2 separate regions of the Homo sapiens genome follow, and region 2 is linked to region 1. Evidence: chromatin loops called from intact Hi-C (ENCODE). Cell type or tissue: pancreas. All regions are shown on one strand. Each heading gives the region's core, and the rest is flanking DNA. Links, peaks and the distances in the headings are about the cores only.

The links. Peaks named below come from ENCODE experiments on the same cell type or tissue, not always from the same donor. Only the 100,000 strongest peaks of a DNase experiment are listed, where the experiment ranks them.
Region 2: a loop joins it to region 1, with 2.2 times the contacts of the local background. A loop is called at or near these places in 8 of 110 quality-filtered maps.

Annotation. Positions count from the first base shown.
Region 1 is chr2:219,300,996-219,315,455 of GRCh38, reverse strand. It overlaps PTPRN (protein tyrosine phosphatase receptor type N), which reads left to right and starts at 6,055. Exons shown (of 23, transcript NM_002846.4): 1 at 6,055-6,238; 2 at 7,614-7,664; 3 at 7,899-8,012; 4 at 11,625-11,721; 5 at 12,619-12,880; 6 at 12,965-13,319; 7 at 13,737-13,868. The coding sequence starts at 6,124. In pancreas, for the core only: no CTCF peak of the experiment used is centred there; DNase peaks (open chromatin) are centred at 6,122 and 7,125; H3K27me3 peaks cover 1,316 bases.
Region 2 is chr2:219,021,396-219,038,030 of GRCh38, reverse strand. CFAP65 (cilia and flagella associated protein 65) reads left to right here. Exons shown (of 35, transcript NM_194302.4): 5 at 2,367-2,551; 6 at 5,459-5,561; 7 at 6,373-6,542; 8 at 6,726-6,925; 9 at 7,197-7,342; 10 at 7,823-8,045; 11 at 8,363-8,628; 12 at 9,630-9,830; 13 at 10,022-10,381; 14 at 11,872-12,009; 15 at 13,771-14,016; 16 at 14,600-14,824; 17 at 15,702-15,860; 18 at 16,101-16,251. Among named protein-coding and RNA genes, the nearest start is that of CFAP65, 12 kb to the left of the region's middle. RefSeq lists enhancers at 8,230-8,419, 12,271-12,771. In pancreas, for the core only: a CTCF peak has its summit at 8,173 (motif pointing left); DNase peaks (open chromatin) are centred at 6,860 and 8,160.

The sequences.
Region 1 (14,460 bases), core at 3,329-11,328:
CCTGCAAATCAGTAAGACAAATATTTTTTAAACCCAATAAAAAATTGGCAAGACACTTGAACAGGTACTTTAAAACATGATCTTCAAATAATCTATAAACTCATAAAAGGTATTCAACATCGGCGGGGCACGATGGCTCATGCCTGTAATCCCAGCATTTTGGGAGGCCAAGACGGGTGCATCACCTGAGGTCAGAAGCTCGACACCGGTCTGGCTAACATAGTGAAACCTCGTCTCTACTGAAAATACAAAAAATTAGCCGAGTGTGGTGGTGTGCGCCTGTAATCCCAGCTAGTTGGGAGACTGAGGCAGGAGAATCGCGTGAACCCAGGAGGCGGAGATTGCTGTAAGACGAGATCACGCCATTGCACTCCAGCCTGGGGAACAGTGCGAGGCTCCATCTCAAAAAAAAAAAAAAAAAAGCATTCAACATCATGAGTCATCAAATAAATGCAAATTTAAACCACAAAATAACATTTCATTCCAACAGGATTGGTACATTTTTTTAGAAACTTACAATACCAGGTCTGGCAACAATATGGACTAACTAACTAAAGCTCCATACTGCTGGCCTGAGTATAAATTGGTAACATTTATTTATTTTTTTACTTTTATTTTATTCTATTTTAACAGTCTCATTCTGCCGCCCAGCCTGGACTGCAGTGGCACAATCTTGGCTCACCTCAACTCTGCCTCCCAGGTTCAAGTGATTCTCCTGCCTCGGCCTCCTGAGAAGCTAGAATTACAGGTGCACGCCACTACGACTGGCTAATTTTTGTATTTTTAGTAGAAACCGGGTTTCACCATGTTAGCTAGGTCAGCCAATTGGTAAAATTAACTTAGAAAACAGTTTTATATTAGCCATTAAAGTTGAACATATACTTACTATGGCCCATCAATTTCACTCCCAGGTATACCGTGGTTCTTAAATTTCAGCATGCATTAGAATCACCTGGAGGGATTGTTAAAGTCAGAGAGTCACATTCACAGTTGTTGCTTCAATAGTTCAGGAACCCAAGAATTTACATTTCTAAGAAATTTTCAGATACTGATACTGCTGGTCCAGAGGCCACAGTTCGAGAACTACTAGCTTAGAGAAATGCACACATATGTACACAAGAGGCGTGTGTACAGGAATATTCATAATAGCAGCTGGGCACGGTGGCTGACGCCTGTCATCCCAGCATTTTGGGAGGCCAAGGCGGGAGGATCACGAGGTCAGAAGTTAGAGACCAACCTGACCAACCTTGTGAAGCCCCCTCTCCTAAAAATACAAAAATTCGTCAGGCCTGGTGGCATACACCTGTAACCCCAGCTACTGGGGAGGCTGATGCAGGAGAATCACTTAAACCCGAGGCAGAGGTTGCAGTGAGCCAAGATTGTGCCACTGCACTCCAGCCTGGGTGACAGTGAGACTCCGTCTCAAAAAAAAAAAAAAAATTCATAATAGTGTGTCCAGAATTGGTGGGTTCTCGGTCTCACTGACTTCAAGAATGAAGTGCTGGACCCTCGCAGTGAGTATTACAGTTGTTAAAGGCAGCGTGTCTGGAGTTTGTTTCTTCTGATGTTCAGATGTGTTCCGAGTTTCTTCCTTCCGGTGGGTTCTTGGTCTCGCTAGCTCAAGAGTGAAACTGCAGACCTTCGCAGTGAGTGTTACAGCTCTTAAGGTGGCGCGTCTAGACTTGCTCGTTCCTCCCAGTGGGTTTGTGGTCTCGCTGGCTTCAGGAGCGAAGCTGCAGACCATCATCGTGAGTGTTACAGCTCATGAAAGCAGTGTGGACCCCACAACTGAACAGCAGGAACTTAATACAAAGAGCAAAAAAACAAATCCTCCCCCACGTGGAAGGGGACCCGAGTGAGTCGCTACTGCCGGTGGGGCAGCCTGCTTTTATTCTTTATCTGGCCCCACCCATATCCTGATGATTGGTCCATTTTAGAGAGAGCTGATTGGTCTGTTTTACAGAGAGCTGATTGGTCCATTTTGACAGGGTGCTGATTGGTGCATTTACAATCCCTGAGCTAGACACGAAAGTTCTCCACCTCCCCACCAGATTAGCTAGATACAGAGTGTCGATTGGTGCATTCACAAACCCTGAGCTAGACACAGGGTGCTGATTGGTGTGTTTACAAACCTTGTGCTAGATACAGAGTGCCAATTGGTGTATTTACAATCCATTAGCTAGACATAAAAGTTCTCCAAGTCCCCACCAGACTCAGGAGGCCAGCTGGCTTCACCCAGTGGATCCCACACCGGGGCCGCAGGTGGAGCTGCCTGCCAGTCCCGAGCCATGTGCCCGCACTCCTCAGCCTTTGGGTGGTCGATGGGACCGGGCGCCGTGAAGAAGGGGGCGGCGCTCGTCAGAGAGGCTAGGGCCGTGCAGGAGCCTACAGCGGAGGGGGAGACTCAGGCCTGGTGGGCTGCAGGTCCCGAGCCCTGCCCCGCGGGGAGGCAGCTAAGGCCCGGCGAGAAGTCGAGCACAGCAGCTGCTGACCCAGGTGCTAAGCCCCTCACTGCCCGGGGCCGGCGGGGCTGGCCGGCCGCTCCGAGTGCGGGGCCCGCCGAGCCCAAGCCCACCCGGAACTCGCGCTAGCCCGCAAGTGCCACGCGCAGCCCCGGTTCCCGCCCGCGCCTCTCCCTCCACACCTCCCCGCAATCTGAGGGAGCCGGCTCCGGCCTTGGCCAGCCGGGGAAGGGGCTGCCACAGTGCAGCGGCGGGCTGAAGGGCTCCTCAAGCTCGGCCAGAGTGGGCGCCAAGGCCGAGGAGGCGCCGAGAGCGAGCGAGGGCTGTGAGGGCTGCCAGCATGCTGTCACCTCTCAATAGCATTATGCATAATACTACCAAACCTGAAACAACCCAAATGTCCATCAGCAGAAAAATGGATTAAAAAAAATTTTTTTTTTTGATACGGAGTCTCTCTCTATTACCCAGGCTGGAGTGCAATAGCGCAATCTCGGCTCACTGCAACCCCCACCTCTCAGGGTCAAGCAATTCAGCTGCCTCAGCCTCCCGAGTAGCTGGGATTACAGGCATGAGCCACCACACCTGGCTGGGACTACAGGTACGTGTTACCACGCCCAGCTAATTTTTGTATTTTTTGTAGAGACAAGGATTCGTCATGTTGCCCGGGCTGGTCTCAATCTCCTGGGCTCACGTGATCCTTCTGCCTCGGCCTTCCAAAGTGCTGGGATCACAGGCATGAGCCATTGTGCTTGGCCTCTACAAAAAAAAAAAAAAAAATTAGCCAGGCATGGTTGCTCACAATGGTAGCTGCTCAGGAGGCTGGGGCAGAAGGATTGCTTGAGCCCAGGAGTTGAAGGCTGCAGTGAGCTATGATCTTGTCACTGCACTCCAGACTGGGTGATAGAGTGAGACCCTGACTCTAAATAAATAAATAAATGTTTAAAAATGTATTAGTCACTGTTAGAGGTCACTACACTACACAGACTCATTATTTTGCAGAAGGGTAAAGAGAAAAAGCTGAGAATATATGTTACCTTTCCAGTTGGAATTGCATTTTAGTGTAAACTAAACCCAGTTGATGAGAGAAAGCCCTTCTTTACAAAGTAAAATAAGCGATAAACGTGAATTGAATGATAGGATTATAAAAATCACCATTTTGCAACCTCTAATGAAATCATTTAGTCAAGGATGGATCACCAGTGAATAGTGAAACCATTAGGTGAAAAGTTGATGAGGAACTAGATAGTCTCACAGTGCCAAAGTATCATCCAAGAATTACATGCTGGTCACATTAGAAAACCACAGCTTTACATACAGAGATCTGGCTGTCTCTACCTTAAACCAGTGATCAATTTTAACATCACTAATAGAACAGTCAGACATCATGTACTTCCTGAAATGATGCAATGAGAGGCATTTTGCTTTAAAAATTCTTTAATTTGATACAGTCAATACTTCATATATAACTTCTAGTTTACAGGAAATACAGGTGATATACAGGTTATACACTGGAGAAATACAGGGAAATACAACATGAAGAAAAAAATCAGATAAACCCAGAAGAAGAGTTCTAAAGAAAAATTGACCTGGTCTATCAACATGACAATGTCAAAAATGGGGGAGGGGAGAGAGGATATGGTGTCTATGCTAATTTACAGAGATTAAGAAACATAACAAAGGCCGTGGTTGTTCTTAATTGACTGTTATTTTGAACAAAACACCTGAAAAGAAAAGGCATTTTTGGGGAAACAATCTGAGAAATTTGAATATGAACTGAGCATTAAATTATATTAAGGAATGCCCGGGCGCGGTGGCTCACGCCTGTGATCCTAGCACTTTGGGAGGCCGAGGTGGGTGCATCACGAGGTCAGGAGATCGAGACCATCTTGGCTAACACGGTGAAACCCCGTCTCTACTAAAAATACAAAAAATTAGCCGGGTGCAGTGGCAGGCACCTGTAATCCCAGCTACTCAGGAGGCTGAGGCAGGAGAATGGCGTGAACCTGGGAGGGGGAGCTTGCAGTGAGCCAAGATAGTGCCACTGCAGTCTGGCCTGGGCAAAAGAGCGCAAGACTCCTTCTCAAAAAAATAAAAAAAAAAATTTAAAAAATTATATTAAGGAATTATTGTAAATTTTTTTAGGTGTCATAACAGCACTTAGGTTATGCAGGAAAATGTCCTTATTTCTTGGAGATGCATAATGAAATATTTAGAAGAGAAATGTCATGATGTCTATCATTCATGTTTAAATACTAAAAAGAAGCAAATATTGTAAAACATCAATAACCATTAAGTATGGATGATGAGTATGTAAGTATTCATTATGCATTTCTGTCCTTTTTAAATTTTATTTTATTTTACTGGAAAGCAAGAGAGGAAGGAGATCAAATCTGAACTTAAGAAGCTCACTCCCCTACTTATTGGATGACTAGAGTGGAAGCAAAAGAGCAGTTACTAGCTGATTGCTGCAGTGGTCGTGGTGAAAGAGCACAGTGTTTCAGTTCAGGTAGTGAGGATGGACAGAAGTGGACTGATGGGAGATGTATTTTGCAGGGAGAAACCATAAAATGATTGATAGCCTCGAGGTGGCACAGACGGAGAGAAAGGAGAGTCAAAGCTAATGATGAGGCCAGGCCCGGTAGCTCACACCTGTAATCCCAGCATTTTGGGAGGCGAAGGCCGTTGGATCACCTGAGGTCAAGAGTTCAAGACCATCCTGGCCAACAAGGTGAAATCCCATCTCCAATAAAAATGCAAAAATTAGCCGGGCAAGGTGCTGTGCGCCTGTAATTCCAGCTACTAGGGAGGCTGAGGCAGGAGAATGGCTTGAACCCAGAAGGTGGACATTGCAGTGAGCCAAGATCACGCCAGTATCCAGCCTGGCCAACAGAGCAAGACTCCATCTCAATAAAAAATAAATAAAAGCTAATGATGACAGCTAATATGTATGGAGCATGTAGTATGCACCAGTCCAGTCATCCTTCTAAGTGATCCATATTAGTGTAACGAACAAAATCTTCACAATCACTGTGTGAGGCGGGTAGTAACTATTAACACCTCCACTTTGCAGATCAGGAAACTTGGACGCAGACAAGTTAAACAAGGTGCCCAAGGTCATACCCTTAGTAGATGCCCTGCTAGAACTGGAATCTAGGCATGCCTAACCATTTTTTCTTAAGGAAGAGAACAGTATCTTCAATGACAATGAGTAAGAGTACTTATTCTACCCACTTTTCTGCTTCTTGTCTTCGGGTTTATCGTTCTGGACCCACCTATCTTTCCTGGCCCCCCACTTAACTTAACCCTTTTCACCCACCCTGGGGCGGGGAGACAGAGGTGATCCTAGAAGAGGGCTACAGGGATGGGGCCAAGTGGGAATTCTAGCGAGGCGCCTACTATTTGATGGAGGAGGGATGGGCTAGGTAGGTCCCCCGCTCCGACAGGGCTCTTACGCCATATGTGACGCAAATTAGCTTACGAGCCGGGGGTGGAGGTGTCGTCAGCACCCGCCTGCGGTTGGCCGCGTTGCAGCGAGAGGGGCATGTAGACCCCGCCTCGTAGGGAGGTGGGGAGCGGCAAGCCCCGCCTCAGCCCCTCTGGCAGGCTCCCGCCAGCGTCGCTGCGGCTCCGGCCCGGGAGCGAGCGCCCGGAGCTCGGAAAGATGCGGCGCCCGCGGCGGCCTGGGGGTCTCGGGGGATCCGGGGGTCTCCGGCTGCTCCTCTGCCTCCTGCTGCTGAGCAGCCGCCCGGGGGGCTGCAGCGCCGTTAGTGCCCACGGTCAGGAGGAAACTTGGGCTGGCGGGTGGTGGGGGGCGGGGAGCAGCTTGGGGCCTGGAGCGAAACTCGGTGGGGGTGAGGGTGAAATGTCATGAAGCTCGGGGAGAATATGGGTTGGGGGAGGCATGCGAGATGAGGAAGGTGAGAGGGCGTCTCGGAGGAAAGGGGCGTAGGCCTGGAGGTGGGGCTGGGAATACGGGGGCGGGACCTAAGAGAATTGGGCTCTGGGGAAAATTGCAGGTTCGGGAGAAGGACACGGGGTGCATGTGGGCAGAGGGACTTAGAGACCGGCTGCGAGACCACAGGAGAAGCCACTTGCTCCGAGGCGCCTGGGAGGTGGTGACAGGCGCTGAGGAATGGGAAGGGGAGGTGGCGGGGAGAATGAGGGAACGGTGATCTCTGGGCAGTGGAAGCCTGGGCCGCAGACATAGAGTCCCAGCTGGGCAGAGAGAGAGGCCAGGGTTTCTCCGTAAGCCTAGAGAAGCTGATTGCAGCGATCTGATCTCCTGTAACGGGGGACAGCACGGGGAGGGGGCAGAAGAGGATGAAGAGGGGAGGGTCCTCTCTTGTCCCCCTCCCCACAGCCAGGCCTGGTGCTGACTCACATCTGTGCGGACAGAGACAGTCAGCGCTGACTCACGGACAGGGGGTGGGGGATGGGAGGGTGGCGCGTGGGGGAAGGGGCGCAGCCTCGCCGCCTGGCGCCCTCTTTCCCCACCCGGGCTTGGAGGCCCGAGAGGCAGAGTACTTCCTGTGACGCTGTGGGTTGGCAGAATACAACAGAGGGCTCAGGTCTAGTGGAGAGTCCTCGCTCTGTGACCCCTTCCTCTCTGGTAACCGCCTCCAAGGCCAGCCCTTGGCGGCGCCAGACTCAGAGCTTCAGCACCGCGGACAGCGCCAGCGGCTCGGGACAGCGCGAGGAGAGATGCCTAAGAGACACCCTCCCCAGCCCCACCCATGCCCTCTTTCCCCCGACCGGGGGAAGTGTGCTAGAACCTCTTCTGAGTTCCAGGCCATTATAGGATGCTTTTCCATATTTGGGAAGGAAATTCCTCTTTCAGAATTTGGCCAAAACCTCTCCTGCAGTAATTCTATGAATCTCTCTCCCTGCACCTGGAAGGTTTCTTCCCTATCACTCAGTTAAGCAAACAGAGGCTTTTAAGGATACAGACTCACAAATTCTTAAAATCCAAAACAAGATCCCATGCTTCCTTTTAAGAAATTCAGGCCTGATTCCTACTCTCCTCCCAGCTTAAGGCCTTCTTTAGAATGAAAGAATAAATTGCATCTGCTTCTCCCGTTCCCAGCCTGTCCACCCATCTGCCCATTCTCTGTGAGTGGGTGTCTGAGCCTCTGCTCACCTTTTCCTCTACAGGCTGTCTATTTGACCGCAGGCTCTGCTCTCACCTGGAAGTCTGTATTCAGGGTGAGTGAGGCCCAAGCATAGAACTCACAAGATCGGGGGGAGAGGGGCAATAAAAAACAAGAAGGGGAGAGAAGGCCCAGAAAGGAAGAGGGCTACTGGGCTTGAGAAGAAGGAAGACTTGCCTGGAGGAGGAGAGGTAGGGGAGAAAGTGAAGAGAGTACAGTCCATTTGCAACCTGGACTTTGGAAGGCCTCTTATTCAAGCCCCCTGCTGACACCACTTTTGTGCCCTTAGATGGCTTGTTTGGGCAGTGCCAGGTGGGAGTGGGGCAGGCCCGGCCCCTTTTGCAAGTCACCTCCCCAGTTCTCCAACGCTTACAAGGTGTGCTCCGACAACTCATGTCCCAAGGTAAGGTCTGGGTGCACTGGAGGAGAGAGATTGGAACTTGGTTAGTTATGGGTGGGGAAGAAGATTTCTCTTCAAGGAATATTCCTATCACCCCCACTGCTGGAGCCTCACCTTCCCATATCTTGCTAGAGTAAGAGGTGGAACCCTAGAGATGGGCTATTCACATTTGGACTCTCTGGAGAAGCCCAGAGGAGCCTTCTAAGAAGAAGTCACTGGAAAAGGCCAGCTTCCATCTTCTTAGGACCAGTTCCTCTCACTGGCATTGTCTGAGTGCTACAGAGCCAAGAACTCTGGAATCCTCAGCCAGGATAATATTCCACTCACCCAATTCCTCATTCAACAAGTATTTATTGAGTACTTACTATGTAGCAGGCATAGTTTTAGGTATTTGGAATGTATCGGGAATAAAACAAAGATCTCTGCTTACTGGAGTTTCTGTTTGGGGGATAAGGGGAGGAAACACGCTATAAAAGTTAGAAAATACATAGTGTCTTAGAAGATGATAAATAGCATATAATATTATAGCAGGATAAAGTGATCAAAATGGTGAGGTAGAAAGCTACAGTATTAAATGAGGAAATCAGGTGGTTAAGGTGGACATTATTGAGACTATGAAATCTGAACAGACTTTTTAAGGAGGTGGGGGAGTTTGTCAGAAGATTATCTAGGGGAAGAGTATTTCAGGCAGACCAAACAGTTAGGACAAAAGCACAATTCTGAAGAGCACCATGGAGGCCAGGGGACTGTAGAAGACTGATGGAGAGGAAGAGTAGAAGGTGAGGTCAGGTAGGTAATGGGGGAAGGGATGTGGATCACTTTAGGGCCTCATAGGGGAATGTATGGACATTAGCTTTACTCTGAGTAAAGAAGGAAACTATTACAAGATTTGGAGCTTGGGGGCACATGATCTGACTTACACTTGACAAGCATCACTTTTGCTGCTGTAGTGAGACTAGAATAGATGGAGTCAAGAGTTGGTGAGGGGGACCACTAAAAACCACCACAATAGGTTGCTCTGTCTATGGAGTGCCATTCTTTTGTTTCTTCACTTCTCTAATAAACTGCTTTCACTTTACTAAAACAAACAAACAAAAACTACCACAATAACTCAGATAAGAGATGAATGTGGATGGGGCCAAGGTGATTGCAGGGAAGGAATGAAGGATGAGAGAATTCTGCATTTATTTTTAAGGTAGTCAGCATTATTTCGTGAAATATTGGATATGGTTATAAAGAGAGGAGTCAAAGTTTTTTTGGGTTTATTTTGTTTGTTGATTGTTGTTGTTGTTGTTTGAGACAGAGTCTTGCTGTGTCACCCAGGCTGGAGTGCAGTGATGCAATCTCTTGCTCACTGGAACCTCCACCTCCCAGGTTCAAGTGATTCTCCTGCCTCAGCCTCCCGAGTAGCTGACATTACATGTGCGCGCCACCATGCCTGGCTAATTTTTGTATTTTTAATAGAGACAGGGTTTCACCATGTTGTCCAGGCTGGTCTTGAGCTCCTAACCTCAAGTGATCCATCTGCCTGGGCCTCCCAAAGTACTGGGATTACAGGTGTGAGCAACCGCGCTCAGCCAGGAGTCAAAGGTTTTATTTACTGAATAACTGAATCAGTGGAGATGTCACTAATTATAATGTGGAAACTTGCAAATGGTTCAACTTGGTGGGGGTGTTCAGCTTTGAATATGTTGAGTTTAAGATGTCTACTCAAGTGAAGCAGGAAGTTGAGTACATGAGACTGGATTCTGAGAGACAGAGTTCTCACCTGGAGATATAAATTTGGAATTCTTTGGCATATAGATGGTAATTACACCCATGAGGTGGATGAGATAACCAAAAGATTGAGTGTCTATTAAGAAGACCAAGGATCAAGTCCTAGATAATTCTTCTATTAAAAGGACCAGGCCAGGTATAGTGGCTCACACCTATAATCCCAATACTTTAGGAGGCTGGGGCAGGCAGGTCACGAGCTCAGGAGTTCGAGACCAGCCTGACCAACATGGTGAAACCTTGTCTCTACAAAAAATACAAAAATTAGCCAGGCATGGTGGCGAGCACCTGTAATCCCAGCTACTCAGGAGGCTGAGGCAGGAGAATCACTTGAACCTGAGAGGCAGAGGTTGTGGTGAGCCGAGATCGCACCACTGCACTCCAGCCTGGGTGATAGAGCGAGACTCCATCTCAAAAAAAAAAAAAAATGAGGACCAGGATAAAGAGAGGAACCATCAACTTCCTCTCAGGGAGACTGAGAAGGGGAAGCCAGTGGAGTAGGATTAAAAACAACAGTGTTCAGTGTCCCAGAAGCCAGGAGAAAGTGTATCAAGGAGGAGGAGTGACCAACAGTGTCAAATGATGATTACGGGATAAGTAAAATAAGATATGAAAATTGACCACTAGATTTGGACATGCAGACAAAGCTGCTCTTGATGAGAGCAGCTTTGGTAGAATAGTTGGGAATAAAATCCTGAATAAAGTGGATTAAGAGGGAATAGAAAGAAAGGAATTGGATACAGTCAGTATAGACAACTTTTTCTAGAAGTCTTGCTGCAAAGATATGGAGTGATCCCTAGAGAAGAAAGTGGGATCAAGCAGTATTTTTCTTAAGATGGAAGAAATTGCATATTGTTTGCATGGGAATAATGTGAATAATTCAGTAGAGAACAAAGGAAATTATGTAGGAAAGAAGAGAGAATTGCAAGGAGAATGTTCCTGAATAGGTGAGAGGGGATGAAATCTAGTGCTCAGAGGAACTGGCTTTAAATAGGAACACAGACAGCTCATCTAATGTGAATAAGCAAGGAGGCAGGTGTGGATGTTGGTAGATACCAGAATACAAGTTAAGAGCAGCACAGATTTTAAATCCAGAACTAGAGAAGAAAAAATGAGGGTGAAAAGTGGGAAATTATTCCTTTAGAATAAGTGACTGAACTTTCCTGAGAGCAGAGTTTTTTTGGGGGAAAGAGTCAAACAGGAGAGCTGTCTATGAATAAGATGATGATGATAATGGTGATGATGATGATGATGACGACAATGAAGATGATGATACATGTTTAAAACATGTGGATTATGCTTTAGAGTTTTCTAAGCACTTTGATTTCCCTGATCACACTTGATCTTCACAACAGCCCCCTGAAATATGTATCGTTTCCACTTTACAAACAGAGAAAGTTGAGGTTCAGGGTCAACACAAAGAATAATAACAATAGTAATAATAATTATGGTAATAGCATTTGTTAAAAGTTCACTACATGACAGGCACTATTCTAACCGTTTGATATGTATATGTGTTATTTTAATGATAATAACAATCCTAGGAGGTATAAATCCCCATTTTATTGATGAGGGAATTGAGGCTTGGAGAGGTTCAGCAACTTGCCCAAGGTTACATAATTCATCAGTAGCAAAGGCAGGATTCAAACCCAGGTGGTCTGGCTCCAATAGCTGTACCTGAGGGTGGGAAGAAGACAGCTCAGATCACCCACTGAGTTTGTCCCTCTACTCTGACAAACCCCATGAGCTGCAGGGCAGAGGGTACAGTTCTGATCCCCAGTGGTCCCCGTTACTGGATCCCCAGACTCCTGAACCAACTTACGCTGTCCTCTTTCCTGACAGGATTGTCCTGGCACGATGACCTCACCCAGTATGTGATCTCTCAGGAGATGGAGCGCATCCCCAGGCTTCGCCCCCCAGAGCCCCGTCCAAGGGACAGGTAGGCAGCCTTTCTCTACAACTCTAGCAATGGTGAGGCTGATGAATCTGTGGTTGTCCTAATTGATGGAGAGAAGGGGAAGGAAGTGGGCACCAAGGCCAGCATGCTGGGGCACAGGTAAAGAGGTGCAGGAATGGTCACTCTCTGACATGCTCACATGACCAAGAGGAGCTGAGCTCATCTCTAGGGATCCAGAAAAACGGGCATTTTTTGAATGTTTTGAAAAACATTGACATTGGCTACTTTAAAAGAAGCATCAATGTAGTCATCATGGGAGAAATTAGAATGCTGTTGGACTGAAGTTGTTCAATATTCCATTTCATTACTATGTGAATTTCTATATGACAGGAGCCACCATCATCTTTTTGTGGTTAGGGCCTCTAAAGGCATCATTCAGACTGCAAAGCAGAGGAAAGTAAATGAGGTTTAGGGAGCTCAGATGATGATACCAGGATGAAGATGGCATAGTGGTGGGGGGTGGAGGAGCAGTCCTGAATATTTGGACATATACTTGGAGAGCCAGGTGTGGGGACATGGCACACAGGGGCAACGGGGACAGCTGCAGCCACAGTTCATCTAGAGAAATTCCTGGTTGCCTTCCCCTGCTCCTGTTTGCCCCTTCTCCATCCCCAGCCTCATGATTACCCAGCCTTTGCAGTTGTTTCAGAGACTCAGCCATGCTCACCAGGGAGGCAGATACCTCTGCCCTCAGCTTGGCCCTCTGGTCCCTCCCCATTCCCACCCAGCCCATCTCTCTTCCCCTGAGGTCACTCAGTTTCTAAAGAGGTCAGGCCTGCTCTTAACCGCTGAGCCTGCCTGGCCCCGAATAGTTCTGCCTTGCAGGCTCTCTATGCCCTTTCCCCCGCTCCAACACACACACTTTGCTTTCCTCTACAGGTCTGGCTTGGCACCCAAGAGACCTGGTCCTGCTGGAGAGCTGCTTTTACAGGACATCCCCACTGGCTCCGCCCCTGCTGCCCAGCATCGGCTTCCACAACCACCAGTGGGCAAAGGTGGAGCTGGGGCCAGCTCCTCTCTGTCCCCTCTGCAGGCTGAGCTGCTCCCGCCTCTCTTGGAGCACCTGCTGCTGCCCCCACAGCCTCCCCACCCTTCACTGAGTTACGAACCTGCCTTGCTGCAGCCCTACCTGTTCCACCAGGTAAGTCCTTGACTCTGGTCCCACCCCAACCGCAGTCCCTCAGCCCGGACTTCTGCTCTTACCCAGATCTCTGGTTTTCCACAGTTTGGCTCCCGTGATGGCTCCAGGGTCTCAGAGGGCTCCCCAGGGATGGTCAGTGTCGGCCCCCTGCCCAAGGCTGAAGCCCCTGCCCTCTTCAGCAGAACTGCCTCCAAGGGCATATTTGGGGACCACCCTGGCCACTCCTACGGGGACCTTCCAGGGCCTTCACCTGCCCAGCTTTTTCAAGACTCTGGGCTGCTCTATCTGGCCCAGGAGTTGCCAGCACCCAGCAGGGCCAGGGTGCCAAGGCTGCCAGAGCAAGGGAGCAGCAGCCGGGCAGAGGACTCCCCAGAGGGCTATGAGAAGGAAGGACTAGGGGATCGTGGAGAGAAGCCTGCTTCCCCAGCTGTGCAGCCAGGTAACAAGGTCCTCAGCATCCACCTCCCTGTGAGGGCTGCTTTGGGGGAACCATGGTGGGGCCCTTCCCTGACAATCTATGCGTTTGTTAACTTGTCCTTAAAGTCATTCATACATTTAAGGAATGTCTACTGACAAGCTGTTCTATGCCAGGCACTAGGGAAGTGGTGGGGAGTGGAGTTGACGTGACTCTCCTTCCAGTGGAGAGTCAAGATGTCCTGAAGTTTGATCTGGGTCCCAGGAAGAACTTTCCCCCAAAGTGTGGACAAGGGCTGGGAAAGGGAGGGCATCTCTTGGTGTCCTGGTGTCTGGGAAGACTCTCTTAACATGCTAGTCCCTTCCCACCCTCACTCACTCATCTGCATCCCTCAAGTTCACTGCGCAATCAGCCCTAAGCTCTGTGTCTGGCTCCCAGCAGATGCGGCTCTGCAGAGGCTGGCCGCTGTGCTGGCGGGCTATGGGGTAGAGCTGCGTCAGCTGACCCCTGAGCAGCTCTCCACACTCCTGACCCTGCTGCAGCTACTGCCCAAGGGTGCAGGAAGAAATCCGGGTAAGTGTCCAGGCAGAGGGAGGGACCAATATCTCCCGGCTCCATGGAGGCCTCTTGCCCTGCCTCGAGACCACTTGGAGTAGCCTGGAGAGGAAGAGTCAGGCTTCAGGGGAAAGAGTTCCTTTGAGACATAGGGTCATTGCCAGCAAGGCAGGGAGCAAGGGGGTAGGGTGGCAAGCTTAGGAGTTAGATCAGGAAAAGACTAGATGGTGGAAGTAATGGAAAAAGCAGCCAACAGAGGGTGTGAGCAGGGAAAAGGAGGCATCGGGAAGGATGGGTTGGTGACAATGAGGGCCTAAAAACGGGCATAGCCAGTACTAAGAAGAAGCCAGTAATTGATGGGTAGAGAAATAACTGAACAAAGAATAGCTTTGAGAGAGATGGCCAATGGTAGAGGGAGGAGTTAATAAAACAGTAAATTGGGAGGAGGAAGCAAAAAGGAATGAGGCCAGGCTTAGGATGAGACCAGTAACAGGGTCTTGGTCACTGACTGAGATGAAGACCACAGCAAATGTTCCAGGCTCAGGGTCTCTGGCCCTTTCTCCCACTTGTGTTGTGTAGACCTTGGCCATGGCCATTTTTCCAGACTCTT
Region 2 (16,635 bases), core at 4,849-12,848, 280 kb after region 1:
AGGAACGAGTCAGAGGCTGGTTGGATAGCCAGGATTTCTCTTTCCTCAGGAAGTTCTTCCGGCCTTGACCCCTAGGACTTTGTGTTTGACCAATAATGTATGGATACTGTTTACTTTTTGCAGCTCTTTGTAGTTCTCTCTATGTGATGATGCAGCTGTCCAGGGGTTTGACTATGGGTATGGCTTTGTGTATGATGCAGTGTGTGTCTGTGTTGTATGGTGTATGGTGCCCAGCTCCTTAGGTGTGCTGCCCTTGCCTCCCTGTGGACTGAGGGTCATGTTTTAAAAGACATCTCTGTCCTCTGTGCCATTCCGGGCCTGTTTGCCCTTGGATTCACTCACTGCCCTTCCCTGCTCTGCTCTGAGCTAGGAGGAGATTGGAAGATGGGATGAAGGGAGAAGCCAGGGCATTTCTCTTCTCTTCCTCTCTCTGTTGTACACAGTGTCTCTGTCAGCAGCTGCATTTCCCCTGTGGCTCCAGTTCCCACCAGACAGGCCTCAAGGCTGTATTGACCCCACCACTTCTAACCTAGGTGCGGTGGCAGCTTCTTGTTGCCAACTCCCAGGTTCCTTCACTACTCATGGTTATGCAGTAAATTTCCTTGTTGTTGTTGTTTGTTTGTTTGTTTTTCTTTTTTTGAGACGGAATCTCACACTGTCACCAGGGCTGGAGTGCAATGGTGCAATCTCAGCTCACTGCAACCTCCGCCTCCGGGGTTTAAGCGATTCTGCTGCCTCAGCCTCCCAAGTAGCTGGGATTACAGGCGCCTGCTACCATGCCCGGCTAATTTTTTGTATTTTTAGTAGAGACGGGGGTTTCACCATATTGGCCAGGCTGGTCTCGAACTCCTGACTTCGTGATTCACCCACCTCAGCCTCCCAAAATGCTGGGATTACAGGCGTGAGCCACTGCACCCGGCCACAGTAAATTCCCTATTTTAAACATTCAGAGTGGCTTCCGTTTTCCTGCCTAGACACTGACTGATGCACCAACTGATATTATAGTAAATTACCTCCCATCATGCATGTCACCTTTCTTCCATAGGTGACTCAGGAAAGAAAATAGTATATTGGCCATCAGACACACTCAGTAAATATTGAAACTGAGAATGTAAGCTCCAAGAGAAAAGGGATTTGTCAGTCCTGTTCACCATTGTAGTCCCAGCACCTAGCACAGTGTCCGGTGCATGATAGGTACTCAAAAAATATTTGTTGAATGAATGACTATATCCTTATATTATGCAACAATATAAAAGCAATACTTGGTCAAAGATAAAATAAAATGCTGGCCGGGCATGATGGCTCACACCTGTAATCCCAGCTCTTTGGGAGGCCAAGGTGGGTGGATCACCTGAGGTCAGGAGTTCAAGACCTGCCTGACCAACATGGTGAAACCCCATCTCTACAGAAATACAAAAATCAGCCAGGCATGATGGCGGGTGCCTGTAATCCCAGCTACTCGGGAAGCTAAGGCGAGAAAATCACTTGAACCTGGGAGGCAGAGGTTGCAGTGAGCCGAGATTGTGCCATTATACTGCAGCCTGGGCGATAAAGCGAGACTCTTACAATTAAAAAAAAAAAAAAAAGATAAAATGCCAATGAGTTGAGTGCGCATGGCAGTGACTGTGGTTGGAGGAGGCATCCAGTTCATCCTCCCTCCACCTTACTGCCCCAGGGGGGTTTCCATGCCCCCTCCTTCTTCATCTAGAAAGGGGTGATGGATAAGCCTATGGAAAGATTTTCCATTATAGATGGAGACGCCGCACATGGCAGCACTAGCATCAATCACCAGGAGCAGCACTTGGAGTGGCCCCAGAAGGCAGGGGATGGGTGGGGTGAACAGCAAGCAAATTGGCTCCTCCTCTGCCCCACCAGCCAATTGAGGAATGGGAGAGGGAATGGTGCAGAGGGAAATGTGGTCTGGAAAAGGGCCTGGGATAGACTGCTCTAGCTAGGAGAGGCATGTGTAGCAAGGGGCAGGACTGGGAGGAGGAAGAGGGGAGGAGGCACCTGATGGGGTGCTATCTGAGGGTGCACTGAGGAACAGAACAGAAGCCTGCATTTGTGTGTTTGCACAGAGTGGCTGATGGAGCCGCCCAGGGAAGGCTTCAGGGGCAGGGGCTCTAGTTGCAAAACAGTTCCAGTCTTGGAAGACGTGATGTCTGACTTCAGGGCCTACCTGCCTCTCACCATCTGTCTCCAGACCATCCCCAAGGGGTGAGGGGTGGTGTCAATCATCGTTTTTCTTCTTGTCTTTTATTTTCTTGGTGGTGGAGGACGAAGACCTTCACCTGTTCTCTGGGTCTTGGCATCCCACCCTGCTGATACATCCTTTCTGCTCCCCCTTCTCCCTGCCACCTGAACAGCCCGCAAGCTCCATGGACACTCAGATGCACTCCCCAAAGAAGCAGGAGAGAGTGAACAAGAGGGTCATCTGGGGCATTGAGGTGGCTGAGGAGCTGCATTGGAAAGGCTGGGAGCTAGGAAAGGAGACCACAAGGAATCTGGTTCTGAAAAATCGATCCTTGAAACTCCAGAAGATGAAGTACAGGTACCAGTATAAGGGATCAAGGACCCAGTGCCACAGCCTTGAGCCCCGAAAGCAGGCTCTCTTCAAAACAAAACAAAACAAACAAAAAAAACCTTTAACATGCCATATAAAAGCCAGTGAGTGTTTAAAATACGTGCAGTATGAATAATTATGCAGCTATAATCCATTATTTTTCATTGTGGTATAGTGTCCCAATGTGTGCCTGTACCATAATGTATTCATCCAGAATGAAGGAAGTTTGGGCTGTTTCTATTTGGGACTGTTGGCATTCGTGTATATGTGTCCAGTTACATAAGTACAAGAGTTTTTCTGGGGAATACCAGGTACTATGAAGGCTCACGTGATTTTGGAGTCTTATGAAGGTTTTTTTTTTTTTTTTCCTGCGTAGTTGTTAAATTGGTGACCTTGCGGGATGGAACCTTCTATTCCACCACCTTGCTCCACCTTCTGTCTTTTCTGGGGAATAGACGCAGGAGTAGAATTGCGGAGGCTTGGGCCATGTACCTGTTCACTTGCTGTAGATAAACCAAACTATTTCCCAAAGTGCATGGATTTCTTTAGACACCCACCAGCAGCATTAGAGAGTTCCCATTCCTCCACATCCTTACCAATAACTGCTATTGTCAGAATTTAAAATTTTTGCCAGTAATGGTAACTTGTGGTTTTAATTTGCATTTCCCTGATTACTAATGAATGAGGATGAGTGTCTTTTTGTAGGTTATTGACACTTTGCATTTCTTCATGTGTGAAATTTATGATCAAGTCTGTGGCCATTTTTCTCTTACATTATCTTGTCTTTTTTCTTTTTGGTATAAGTTCTTATCCCAATTACAAACTCTTTGCCAGTTATGCGTTGTGGATATCTTCTCTCATCTTATGATTTGTCTTTACTCCCTTTATTGTGTCTTTTGAAGAATAAAAGTTCAAAGTTGAATTTTAAAGGTATCAACTTTATCAGTCTTTTTATTTTATGATTGGTGCTTTTTTATGCTTCTCCTAAGAAGTCCTTCTCTACCCCTAGGTCATTAAGATATTTTCCTCTAGTATCTTCTAAAGACTTTATATTTTTGCCTTTTATATTTGTCTTTTGTCTATATGGAATTGATTTTTATGAATAGTAAGTCTTGATAGCTGGTAGTATACGTCCTCCTACTTAATTCTTCTTCAAGATTGTCTTGGCTATTCTTGGCCCTCCCTTTGATCTCTTACATAAATATTCAAATCAGCTTATCATACATGCACATAAAACACTTCTTGAGATTTTGATTGGGATTTAATTGGACCTATAGATGAATATGAGGAGAAATGATATCATTATAATATTGAGTCTTTTACTCCATGAACATGGGCTATTTCTGTATTCATTAGGTTATCTTTCCTGTCTCTCAATAGAGTGTAAAGTTTTCTCCATAGACATTTAGCACATCCTTAGTTAGATTTATTCATAAGTATTTTATATTTTTGCTGTTGTTATATATGACATATTTTTTAGTTGTTTTATTTCTGTTTGTTGCTAGTTTTTAAAATGTCATTTTTATATAGGTATTATGTTCAGTGATCTTGGCAAATCCTCTTATTCTAATAATTTATTTGTTAATTTTCTTGTTTTTTCATGCACACATTTGTATTTTAAATGGAAAATGACATTTTTTTTTCTTTCTAGTCCTTACACCTTTGGCTTTCCTTACTGCATTGTTAAATAGAAAAGTGTTGAACAGAAGTGGTTATAGAGGCATCTTTGTTTTGTTTATCATCTCAGAGTAAAGGACTGCAATGTTTCACTATTAAGCTGTCTGGTAGGATTGATTTTCTGTAGGGTTTCTGTAAAAGTGTACACCTTGTCAGATTATGGGAATATTCTTCTATTCCTGCTTTGCTGAGAGTCTTTCTCATAAACACACATTAAAGTTTATCTAATTTCTTCTTTCTTTTTTTTCTTTCTTTTCTTCCTCTCTCTCTTTCTTTCTCTTTCTTTTCTTTCTTTTCTTTCTTTCTTGTTTTTTTGAGACAGGGTCTCACTCCCTTGCCCAGGCTGGAGTATAGTGGCATTAACATGGCTAACTGTAGCCATGACCTCCTAGGCTCAAGCAATCCTCCTTCCTCAGCCTCTCAGGTAGCTGGGACTGTAGGCATGCACCACCATGCCTGGCTAATTTTTTAAAAAAAATTTTGGTATAGACAGCATCTTGCCATGTTGCCCAGGGTGGTCTCAAACACCTGGGTCAAATGATACTCCCGCCTTAGCCTCTCAAAGTGCTGGGATTCCAGATGTGAGGCACTGTGCCTGGCCTGTGGAAAGATTTTTGACCACTCATTCCATTTCTTTGGTGTTTTTAGGCAGAGCAGCCATAATATTTATTGTACAATTCTTGGGTCAGTTTTGGTAAATTATATTTTATAGCAATTTTTTTCATCTAAATTTAAACATTTGTTGGTGTAAAGTTGCTGACAATGTCATTGTCTTATTAATGTTTTGAAAGTCTGCAGCAGCTGTGGTTCTGACCCACTGTGGGATGCTACAGCTCTGCTGAGGTCTCTGGAAAGGCATCCCCGGTCCCACCCTCCTCAGCCTTGGTTCCCCCACCTCAGTGCTTGCGGACTCTTTAAAATCTGGGTAACCCTTCACTGTCCCTGTCCCTCTCAGGCCTCCATGCTCATCAGAGGTACAAACACTACTCCCCTTTTGTTCAGAGTGAAGATCTCTGAGAATAGGAGGGGGAGGAGGAGGGTGGGTCCTCTTGTGACCAAACCCCTGAGTTTCCATCTCCACGTGCTCATCTCCTGATCGCTTTCTCTGTGGTCCCAGGGACTCAAGCTCCCTTGGCTGCAGGGCTTCCCTCGTTTCCTGCCTCTTCCAGTTGTTCTGAGCCCTGATCTGAGGTGCTCCCCACCGGCTCTCTCCTGCAGGCCCCCCAAGACCAAGTTCTTCTTCACGGTCATCCCTCAGCCCATCTTCCTGAGCCCAGGCATAACCCTCACGCTCCCCATCGTCTTCCGGCCTCTGGAGGCGGTAAGGTCTGCCACAGCGAGTGAGGGCAGGGAGGTACCTGGGAGCAGTGACCTCAGAACAGAAAACAGGACAGAGCAACCAGGAGCGCCCCGGCACACACACATGCTGCCCGCTCCAGCAGCAATCCAGCTTGGGAGGCCCCGTCAAGGGCTTAGCCCCTCATCTCATTAGACAGAGGGCGTTCCCCAGGAGATGCTGGGGGTAAAGGCTGCGATATTATATTGGCCATCAGAAAGTCCTACATTCCGTGGCCGGGGACGGTGACTGACTTCTGGAATCTCAGCACTTTGGGAGGCCGAGGCAGGCAGGTCACTTGAGGCCAGGAGTTCGAGACCAGCCTGGCCGACATGGCGAAACCCCACCTCTACTAAAAAATACAAAAGTTAACCAGGCATGGTGGCACATGCCTGTAGTCCCAGCTACTTGGGAGGCTGAGGCAGCAGAATCACTTGAACCGGGAGGCGGCTGTTGCAGTGAGCTGAGATCTCACCACTGCACTCCAGCCTGGGTGACAGAGCGAGACTCAAAAAAAAAAAAAAAAAAAGAAAAGAAAAGAAACCCCTTCTACATTCCTTGGCCTCTTCCTGCCACTCCCCACCCACATTTCCTCAAAATACTTTTTCCACAAAAGAGGCTCTAATGTTTGAGACCAAGACAACATAGGTGCCCAGCTCCCCTCAGAGTCTGACGTGGGTGCCACGGCCTGGCCCTCCCCTCAGCGGTTGTGTTGGGGGTGGCTGAGGGTGGGCGGGATGTGCAGTCCCTGAATGCCACTGATGGGTGACTGCCCCTGCCCCGCCTCACACTGCAGAAGGAGTACATGGACCAGCTGTGGTTTGAGAAAGCGGAGGGGATGTTCTGTGTCGGCCTACGGGCCACCCTGCCCTGCCACAGGCTGATCTGCCGCCCACCATCCCTGCAGCTGCCCATGTGTGCTGTGGGAGATACGACTGAGGCCTTTTTCTGCCTGGATAATGTGGGGTGAGGAAGAGGCTGAGGTGCGGCGGGGAGAGCAAGAGCTGTGAGGAGGGTGTCTGGAAGCAGGAGAGACAGGCATACCCTTGTCGGGGTAGGGTAGTCTGAGGTTCTGCCCAGCATCCCTGACTTGCTACTGCAGGAGCAGGGGCCGGGAGCCCAGTGCCCTGACCTGCCCCCCACCCCCAGGGACCTGCCCACCTTCTTCACCTGGGAGTTCTCCAGCCCATTCCAGATGCTGCCCGCCACGGGGCTCCTGGAGCCAGGCCAGGCCTCTCAGATCAAGGTGACCTTTCAGCCCCTTACAGCCGTCATCTACGAGGTGCAGGCCACGTGCTGGTACGGGGCGGGCAGCCGGCAGAGGAGCAGCATCCAGCTGCAGGCTGTGGGTGAGGCCCAACCTCCCACCGTCCCCAGACTGGCCCCTCCTGCACCTTCTGGGTCCTCCAGGCCTCAGTGTCCCCCACCTCCCATCTGGCCTGGCCCCCGCCTCCACCGGCCTCCTGCCCTCCCCCAAGCCCAGAAGGCTTTGCCTTTTGTCTTCCATGATGTTACAGGCTAAATTTTCCCTGGGGCCACCTGCCTTCTTCGAGGGGCTGTTCAGCTGGGGCCACAGAGGCCCTGGTGGGTTCCCCCAAGACTCCCCCATCTCTGCCCCAGCCAAGTGCGCCCAGCTGCTGGTGAGCATAAAGCACAAGTGCCCGGAGGACCAGGATGCCGAGGGCTTCCAGAAGCTGTTGTACTTTGGCTCTGTTGCTGTGGGCTGCACCTCGGAGAGGCAGATCAGGCTACACAACCCGTCGGCGGTAGGCACCAGGCAGGAGGGGCGGCAGGACTCACGCCCCCAGGATTGGAATTTCCTAAAATCACCGCCTTGCAGAATGCCCCCCCTTTCTCTCCATGCCTTTGGCCCCAAGCCTCATGTAACCCATGTCAGCTGTCAACAGGTGTGTCCTTCTCCTCAGCTGGGGGCTGGGCTGGGGTATACCCTGGCTCCCCAGAGCCACGAGCAGCCCTAAGACTGTCCTGACCCCAGGACCACAGTTAGCTGTGATGGTACCCTGGGGAGAATTAAAAGGTGCCCCCTTTGGGCAGGCCCAGCGCAGGGCACATGACTCGGTCCCTTCTCTCCTCCTGGTGGAGGCAGTCTGGCCAGTGGGGCACAGGCTGGATGCCAGCTGCCCCCACCCCCTTGGCTAGGCACGCCAGTACAATGCGTAGACTGTCCCATCATACAGTGCTCTGCTCTGTGACCTGACCCTTTGTCCTTCTGCTTGGCCACACAGGTAAATGCCCCCTTCAGGATTGAAATTTCCCCGGATGAACTGGCCGAAGACCAGGCCTTCTCATGCCCCACGGCCCATGGCATCGTGCTTCCGGGAGAGAAGAAATGTGTGTCGGTGTTCTTCCACCCCAAGACTCTGGACACCAGAACTGTGGACTACTGCTCCATCATGCCTTCTGGCTGTGCCTCCAAGACCCTGCTTAAAGTCGTTGGTTTCTGTAGAGGTACCGGTGACCCCAGGGGCCTCCCCTGGGGACAGGAGCAGCCCCTGCTGAGGATTCTGAAGAGCTCCTTCCCTGCTCCTAGGAGGCGGGGCCACCTTGCCTCAGCCTGGGTGTCTGCTGCCCCCTGGTGGCCCTGTGGGGAATCATCCGTGACTACCTGGAGATCCCAGTCCCACTGGCATCCAGTGATGCTGGAGTTCTGCTCAGGCTGCCAGGGCTCTGGGCCTGTAGCCTGGCCCTGAGAGTACCACCTCCCTTCAGTGGAACTTTGTCTAAGATATCCTTGGGGAAGCTGATACCCCATCTCCTGTGTCCAGGCCCTGCTGTGTCCCTGCAGCACTACTGTGTCAACTTCAGCTGGGTCAACCTTGGGGAGCGCTCCGAGCAGCCCCTGTGGATTGAGAACCAATCGGACTGCACGGCCCACTTCCAGTTTGCCATCGACTGCTTGGAGAGTGTCTTTACCATCAGGCCTGCCTTTGGGACGCTGGTGGGCAAGGCCCGTATGACCCTGCACTGTGCCTTCCAGCCCACTCACCCCATCATCTGCTTTCGGCGTGTGGCCTGTCTCATCCACCACCAGGTGAGTCGTGGGGAGGGCATGAGGCTGAGGGAGGAGGGGCTCCCCTGGGGCCCACTGATGATGACAAGGCTTGGTGGGCACTTCCCTGTATTCTGGAACTTCTAGGGCTGTCTGCCTGGTGGTCTCCCACTCCTGGGCCCCAGCCCTGGCTTTTGGAGCCAGTGTGCAGCCTGGGCACAGGGCAGATCACTCTGTGCCAGTCTTGCCCTGCTACCAGGCCAGGCGCTTTGCTGCTGCTGTGCTCATGGGCTGGGAGAGGGAGGCTTGGACTCGCAGCCTCCCACCCTCCCGCTGAGCCCTGCAGGCTTTGCCTTTTCTTTGCCTTCCATGACTTCACAGACTAATTCTTCCCTGGAGCCACCCCACATAGCATGCATAGGGCAGAGAGCTTTCAAGTTAGACCCCAACCCTAGGTCCCTGGGCATGATCAGACACATTGTGCCCTGACCAGCAGGTGCCTGGCCAAGATGGCAAACGGGGCTGAAATGTAACCCATGATCCCTCCCTGAGCTGGTGCCCAGGCTTGGGCTGTGTCTGTGTACCTGGAGGAATGGGTGCCTTTCTCTAATTCTTGTGACAGTTTAGTATGGGCTGGGGGAGGCCTTGGAAATGGAGGAAAGAACAGAAGCCCAGAGGGAGGCCTGATGAGGCAGCCCCCCATATTCTCCTCCCTTGGGAGGGCCTGAATTCTAGTTTGGCAGGCCTCTGGGCTGGCAGTAGGGTGGGTGGGAGAATGCCCAGGGGCCATGGCAGAGAGGAAGGGTGGGTAATGGCTGAGTGTCCTAAGGACCGGGGTGCTCTCTCCTGACCTTCCCTGGACTCCTGCTGTGCCCTGGCTGAGCCAGACCACTGCTGAGTGCTTGCTCACTGGCCACCTGGAGCTTCTGCCCCACTGCCTCTGTTATCCTGTCTGCCCAGCTTCTGTCCTCAGTTCAACCCCCAGCACCCCCCTTGCCCTACCACCCCTCCCATGCCCCACCACACACAGACAAATGTCACAGGACCCACTGTTCCTGGACCTGATGGGGACCTGCCACTCGGACAGCACCAAGCCAGCCATCCTGAAGCCTCAGCACCTCACCTGGTACCGCACACACCTGGCCCGGGGCCTGACGCTCTACCCCCCTGACATCCTGGATGCCATGCTGAAGGAGAAGAAGCTGGCACAGGACCAGAACGGGGCTCTCATGATTCCCATCCAGGTACAGTGCCCTCCCCAGCTGCATATCCCTTCTCTAGTGATTCTTGGGCAATCCCATGCCCCCAGGGTCCCATGGGCACCATTAGTAGTCAGGGCGACTGGTGTAGCCTTTCTAGACAGGAGTGTACCCAGGAGGGGCAACAGCAAGAGGAATGGCAGTTGAGCCCTATCCACCTGTCTTTCCCCATGCAGGATCTGGAGGACATGCCGGCCCCGCAGTACCCTTATATCCCCCCCATGACCGAGTTCTTCTTCGACGGCACCAGCGACATAACCATCTTCCCCCCGCCCATCAGTGTAGAGCCTGTCGAGGTAGACTTCGGTGCCTGCCCAGGGCCTGAGGCCCCCAACCCTGTACCCCTGTGCCTGATGAACCACACCAAGGGCAAGATCATGGTGGTCTGGACGCGAAGGTCTGACTGCCCCTTCTGGGTGACTCCAGAGAGCTGCGACGTGCCCCCACTCAAGTCCATGGCCATGCGCCTGCACTTCCAGCCGCCTCACCCCAACTGCCTTTACACGGTGGAGCTCGAAGCCTTCGCCATCTATAAGGTGTGTGCACGCAATGAGAGGGAGGAATGCGGGGTCTCTGCTAGGAGCCTGAGTGGCTTGGTGGGGTGGCAGGAAGTGACCGAGGGCAGCTTCAGGCTCCATCCTCTGCGTGCCAGGCTTTCTCTTGGCTGGACAGTGACCCCTATGAGTTTGTCTCCTCCAAAGCTCCTGGCCTAGCTCGGCCCATCTGATTTTCTCATTCTTATGTAAGTCTCCCCTCCCCTCCAAGGGAGAACTCAGCTGAGATCAAGCTGTTTGGGAAAACTGGGTGCACAGGGAGATACTCCCTGGGGCTCCTGGCTAGGAGGCCTCCTAGCTTCTCTACTAGTCCTTGAATTAAGAAGTGGTCACTCTAAAGGAGCTTTGAGCGGGCAGGAAGCTGGGCCTAGAGACAAAGTCAGCAGCACCAGATAATTGTGATGGAAAGGGCTTCTGACTCAGCTTCCCTGGGTCGGGAACTCCGAGTGCCGGCTGTCCCCAGCCCTGCTGTTCTGGCCCCAGATGCGTGGTGCCCCCTCCTCATCCGTTAGTCCTGCCCATCCCTTCCTTCTTGACTCTGCCCACCCCACTGCCCTTGCCCAGAGGCCAAGGTCTTGGGGCCCAGAGAAAAGTAGGGCTGTGCGGTCAAGATCAGGGTCACTTACCAGCTATGTGACCTTGGGCAAGTTCCTTAATGTCTCTGAGTCCTGATCTTTTCATCTCTAAACTTGGGACCACGTCCGATCTTTTGAGGAGGCTTTCCAAAGTGGAGGCTTTGGTTGCCCCCGTCCTAATGCTCTGGCAGTGGGGTGATGTTGAGGTTTGTAGGAATAAGGTTGTAGATGCCTGGCTCTGCTGAGGTTCAGCCTGTCAGATATTTAGGTTACAGGCTCTAGACCTGCACAGTCCAGTACAGCCACTGACAGCCACACGTGGCTACTGAGCTTTTAATATGTGGCTGGTCCCAATTGAGACGTGCCGTGAGTGTAAAATGCACCCTGGATTTCAAGACTTAGTATGAAAAGAATGTAAAATACCTCGTTACTAATTTTATATTGGTTATATGTTAAAGTGATAAGATTTTAGATCTGTTGGGTTAAATAAAATATACTATTAACATTAACTTCACGTGTTTTACTTTTTTAATGTGGCTACTGAACATCTAAAATGACATTTGCGGCTGGCATTTGTGGCTCACGTGATATTTCTATTGGCCAGCGCTTCTCTAGGCTCATTCTTACAGAATGAATGGTGCTTTCACATCCCAGCCCCACCCTCCTCCCGGGTTGTGAGGACTAAAGAGAGCATTGCTATATGGATGCAGGGCCTAGCTCCCCGCAGGAGGGGCTGGGTTGGGATTCTTGTTCTCTGCACTGTCTTCCCAGGGAGGCCCTCCTGTCTGTGTCCAATGTCAGACTCCTGCAGCACAAGGGCAAGGAGGGGCAAAATGGGGTGCCCCACAGGGCAGACACAGGACTCTGAGCTTTTCCGTGGGTCTGGCCCCTCTGCAGGTCCTGCAGAGCTACAGTAATATTGAGGAGGACTGCACCATGTGCCCATCCTGGTGCCTGACGGTGCGGGCACGAGGCCACAGCTATTTCGCTGGCTTTGAGCACCACATCCCCCAGTATTCCCTAGATGTCCCCAAGGTAAGCGTGGCCCCAACAGCAGTGGGAGGGAGACAGGGGAGCCCTAGCTTCTGCCTTGGCCTGCAGATCCCTCTCCCATTCTCTGATGGCCTCAGAAACACATCTTTGCACCCTCCCTGGCTGTCCCCACGTCCGCTGTGCCAATTCTGGGTATCTGGGCCGGCTGAGGACTTGCTCCTGGGCCCCGACACTGGGACTGGGGAGAGTCTGGATCCTGGACAGCTGGCCCCTTGCTGCTCCATTGGAAATACTCACTGGCTCCTATGACTCTCAGGTTCAAAACCCTCCAGCTCCTGCATTTGTTTGTGTCCTGTTTACTGAATGCCTGGGTGCCCCAAGTCCTGGGCTCGGGCCCAGGGATATGACAGCCGCACCAGCAGCCCCTGCCTTTGGGAAGCACCCTGCCCTATGAGAGGCAGAGCCAGCCCCATCCTCAGGAGATCATAATTCCCAGGCCACCCCAAGGCCCTTAGAAGCCCTGCCTGACCTGACAAGCAAGAGGACATAGGGCTGAAAAGCACAGAGCCTGGGGCCAGACCGCCGGCTTCCAATCCAGTTTCACCTTTGATGTCTCCTCCAGTCTCCATCGCCTGGAGGTTTTGCATTAGACTTCTGGTTGCTGGAAAAGCACCACTTTGGGACAATGTGCTTTGGGTTGATTCTGTTCCCCCTACCACCTACACTTCTGCCCTCCTATCCCAAACATATACCACCCCAAGATTCAGCTTAGAGGCAGCTGCTTCCCAAAGGCCTTCCTGCCTCACAGAGTCCCCCTCGATGTCTCCCTCGGCCCCCTTCCCTTGGCAGTTCCTCCTGGTGGGTTGTGGCCTTTATGCAGCCCAGAAGATCTGGCGTCACTCCCTCACCGGCTAACACACAGGCACTGTCACCCCAGCTTGATGGGGACCTCTGGTCAGGGATTGCAGGTTTTGTGTTTTGCAGCCTGCTCAGCTCTCAGCTGGTGCTGGCCACACCCTGGATACCTGAAGAGTGTTGGGAGCTGAGATTATCTGGGCCAGTTTCCATCAGTTACCTGCATGAGAATCATCTAGAAGGGGTTACTTACTTTTTTATTTTGTATTTTCTGATATAGAATTTCGCTCTGTCACCCAGGCTGGAGTGCAGTGGTGTGATCTTGGCTCACTGCAACCTCTGCCTCCTGGGTTCAAGCGATTCTGTAGCCTCAGCCTCCCATGTAGCTGAGATTACAGATGCACGCCACTACAACTGGCTAATTTTGGTACTTTTAGTAGAGATGGGGCTTCACCATATTGGCCAGGCTGGTCTTGAACTCCTGCCACAAGTGATCCACCTGCCTCAGCCTCCCGGAGTGCTGGGATTACAGGCAGGAGCCACCACACCCAGCCCGAAGTGGTTACTTACTGCAGCCCCAGAGCTTCTGGACCAGGCTCTCTGAAAATGAGTTCTCCAAAGAGTGATGCAAAGACACCCTAAAATGAAACAACTTCTACTTTATCCTTGAGGAACGGCCTTGGAGGCCTGAGTTTCCCAGGGGCCTGTGCCCCCGCCCCCCTGCCCCCCCCCCGCCCCTTTCTGGAGGTCTCTGGAGAACAAAAGCATTCTTTGGTGTCAGCTCGTGGCCTCCTTCAATTCCCCGTTCCCAGGGCGTTGACTGGGCTGCAGGGCAGCACCTCTGATCTACTTGGAGACAGCTCCTCCCAAGCCCCCATAGGGCCCTGAGTGTGTGTCCCAGGGTGGAGGTCTGAGCGGGGGGCCGCTTTCCTCCTCTCCCACCCCCAGCTATTTCCAGCAGTGTCCTCCGGTGAGCCCACCTACCGCAGCCTGCTCCTGGTCAACAAAGACTGCAAGCTGCTGACCTTCAGCCTGGCCCCCCAGAGAGGCTCAGACGTCATCCTTCGGCCCACTTCGGGCCTTGTGGCACCCGGGGCCCACCAGATCATCCTCATCTGCACCTACCCTGAGGGCAGCTCCTGGAAGCAGCACACTTTCTATCTGCAGTGCAATGCTTCCCCCCAGTATCTCAAGGTAGGAGGCAGAGGGAGGGGACCTGGGTCCTTGGGAATGGGCCATAATCTTGAACCACCCTTTTCAAGGCCATATTCTGGGGTTGGCCCCTAAGATTTCCAGGGGGCCACTTCTCCTCCAGGAAGTAGCATAGTAGGGAAAGAACCTGCTTGACCACTTCTGTGAACAACTCTCCCACCCCTCAGGGCCTTGCCTGTCCCCCTTATGGGGTCTGAGGCCAAGAAAGAGGGTGCAGAGAACCCAGAGGAAGGATCTGGGGGAGGCAAAAGACACCTGCAGGTGGTAGAGGGATATTTGGGTCCAGGCCAGCAATAGACTCTGAGATGGTGGGCCCATGTCTGGCCCCGTGGAATGGTCTATAGATCCTCTCTCAGTCCCTGAGTTCTTTTCAAGAATTATCTCCTGGGCCAGTCACCATTGACTCTGCTTTTGACAGAAACTGCCGGTACACGGGCTGGCAGAGGGCCTTTGACTGCCTGCTTCAAGTGGGGAAAGCTGCCTAGCCATGGCTTCCTGGACATGTTGTGGGGGGCTGGGACTGCAGAGTGAGGTCAGGGCACTGCCCTTCTTCCTCTGGCTCCAGGAGGTGAGCATGTACAGCCGGGAGGAGCCACTGCAGCTGAAGCTGGACACCCACAAAAGCCTCTACTTCAAGCCCACCTGGGTGGGCTGCTCCTCCACCAGCCCCTTCACCTTCCGCAACCCCTCGCGTCTGCCCCTGCAGTTCGAGTGGAGGGTCTCTGAGCAGCATCGAAAGCTGCTGGCTGTCCAGCCCTCCAGGGGGCTAATCCAGCCCAACGAGAGACTTGTGAGTGGCTCCCCTCCTGCCGAGTGACGGCAACCTTCACTTCTGTCATCTCTTATTTGTGCCTATCATAGCCCAGACTTGCCATGTGCAGCCCCCAATTCCATCCACAGTAACTTCCCCCACCTGGCGATGAGGTGTTATTATTACCCTCACCATCCCCCCACCATTTTACAAATAATTGAGGCTTGAGAAGGGGAAGCCATTTACTAAGATCATAAGTTAGGCCGTGCAGGGCTGGGACTGGAACCAGTGTTTCTGATGCCAGGCCTGAGAGGCATGTCACCTCCCCATCCATGGTCCCCAAAGCTGGGAGGTCATTGGGAGGGTGGGTTGCAGCAGCTGGATTTGGGCCCAAATGGCCAGCCACCAGTGAGGGTGAGGAAGGAGACTGTAGTCACAGTGGGGGTGCTGGCTGGGATTCAAAATAGCAGACCCCTGTCCCTAGTCTAGAACCTTACCGACGGGTTGGGGAGGCCAAACTTGGGACAAGAAGCACCAGCACAGGCATCTGTAAGAGCCAAGGGGACAGCCCCTCGGGGGGACAAGAGGCCTCATAGCCTGTGGAGTTGGCCTGGAATGTTGACATCCCGCTCCCACCCTCACTACTGTCTGACCCTGGGCAAGGGACCCCACTTCTCTGAACTTTCAGTTTCTCATCAGAAAATGAGGCATGGAAATAATACTACTGACCCCGTGGGGATATAGGATTGAGGGGATTGGGGAGACTCCATACATGTGCCGTGTACAATGCCTGGCATAGGGTAGATTCTGAGAAAGGGCTAACGTAGCATGACGCCCTGCCATGGGGCCTCGGATGGCCAGGTACCTGTGGAGGGGCTTCCGAAGGCCACTGCAGGGATCATTTCTGTGACCCCAGACGCTGACGTGGACCTTCAGCCCTTTGGAGGAGACCAAGTACCTGTTCCAAGTGGGGATGTGGGTCTGGGAAGCCGGCCTGTCCCCAAATGCCAACCCCGCTGCCACCACCCACTACATGCTCCGGCTGGTGGGCGTTGGGCTCACCAGCAGCCTCTCTGTGAGTGGGAGGGCTCTGGCAGGAGGGGGCTGGGGGAGAGGCCCGGACAGGTGGGAGGGAAGGCCCCAGGGAACCTCCCAAGGTGGGAGGGAAGGCCAAGAGGGCAGAGGATAGGAGCCCTCTGCCCCGGATACCCCAAACTTGCCCTTCCTTGGGGGATGCTCTGAAAATGGGGCTGGGAGAGTGGGGCTGTGGGCCTGGAGGAGCTCCCACTCCCGGCTGGCTGACTGTGGCCTCCAGGCAAAGGAAAAGGAGCTGGCCTTTGGGAATGTGCTGGTGAACAGCAAGCAGTCCAGGTTCCTTGTCCTCCTGAATGACGGCAACTGCACCCTCTATTACCGCCTCTACCTGGAGCAGGGCAGCCCTGAGGCCGTTGACAACCACCCCCTCGGTACTTGGGCCTGAGCTGGGACTGGGGCCAGGGGAGGTGGGAGGAGGTACTGGTTAAGACCGGTTAACCTGCTGGGCACACTGGCACGCGCCTGTAGTCCCAGCTCTTCAAGAAGCTGAGGTGGGAGTATTGCTTGAGCCCAGGAGTTCCACGCTGCAGTGCACTATGATCACAACTGTGAAGAGCCACTGCCCTCTAGCCTGGGCAACATAGCGAGACCCCACCTCTGAGCCTCAGCTTCCTCATCTGTTAAAAGGGGCACCAGGTGGCACCTACCTCACAGGGCTGCTAGGTGGGGAAAAGTGCTTAGCAGGTGCCAATGACACAAAGTTAGGTGTGGTCCCTCTGACCCAGGCTGGGAGGAGGGGCTCCACTCCCTGTTTC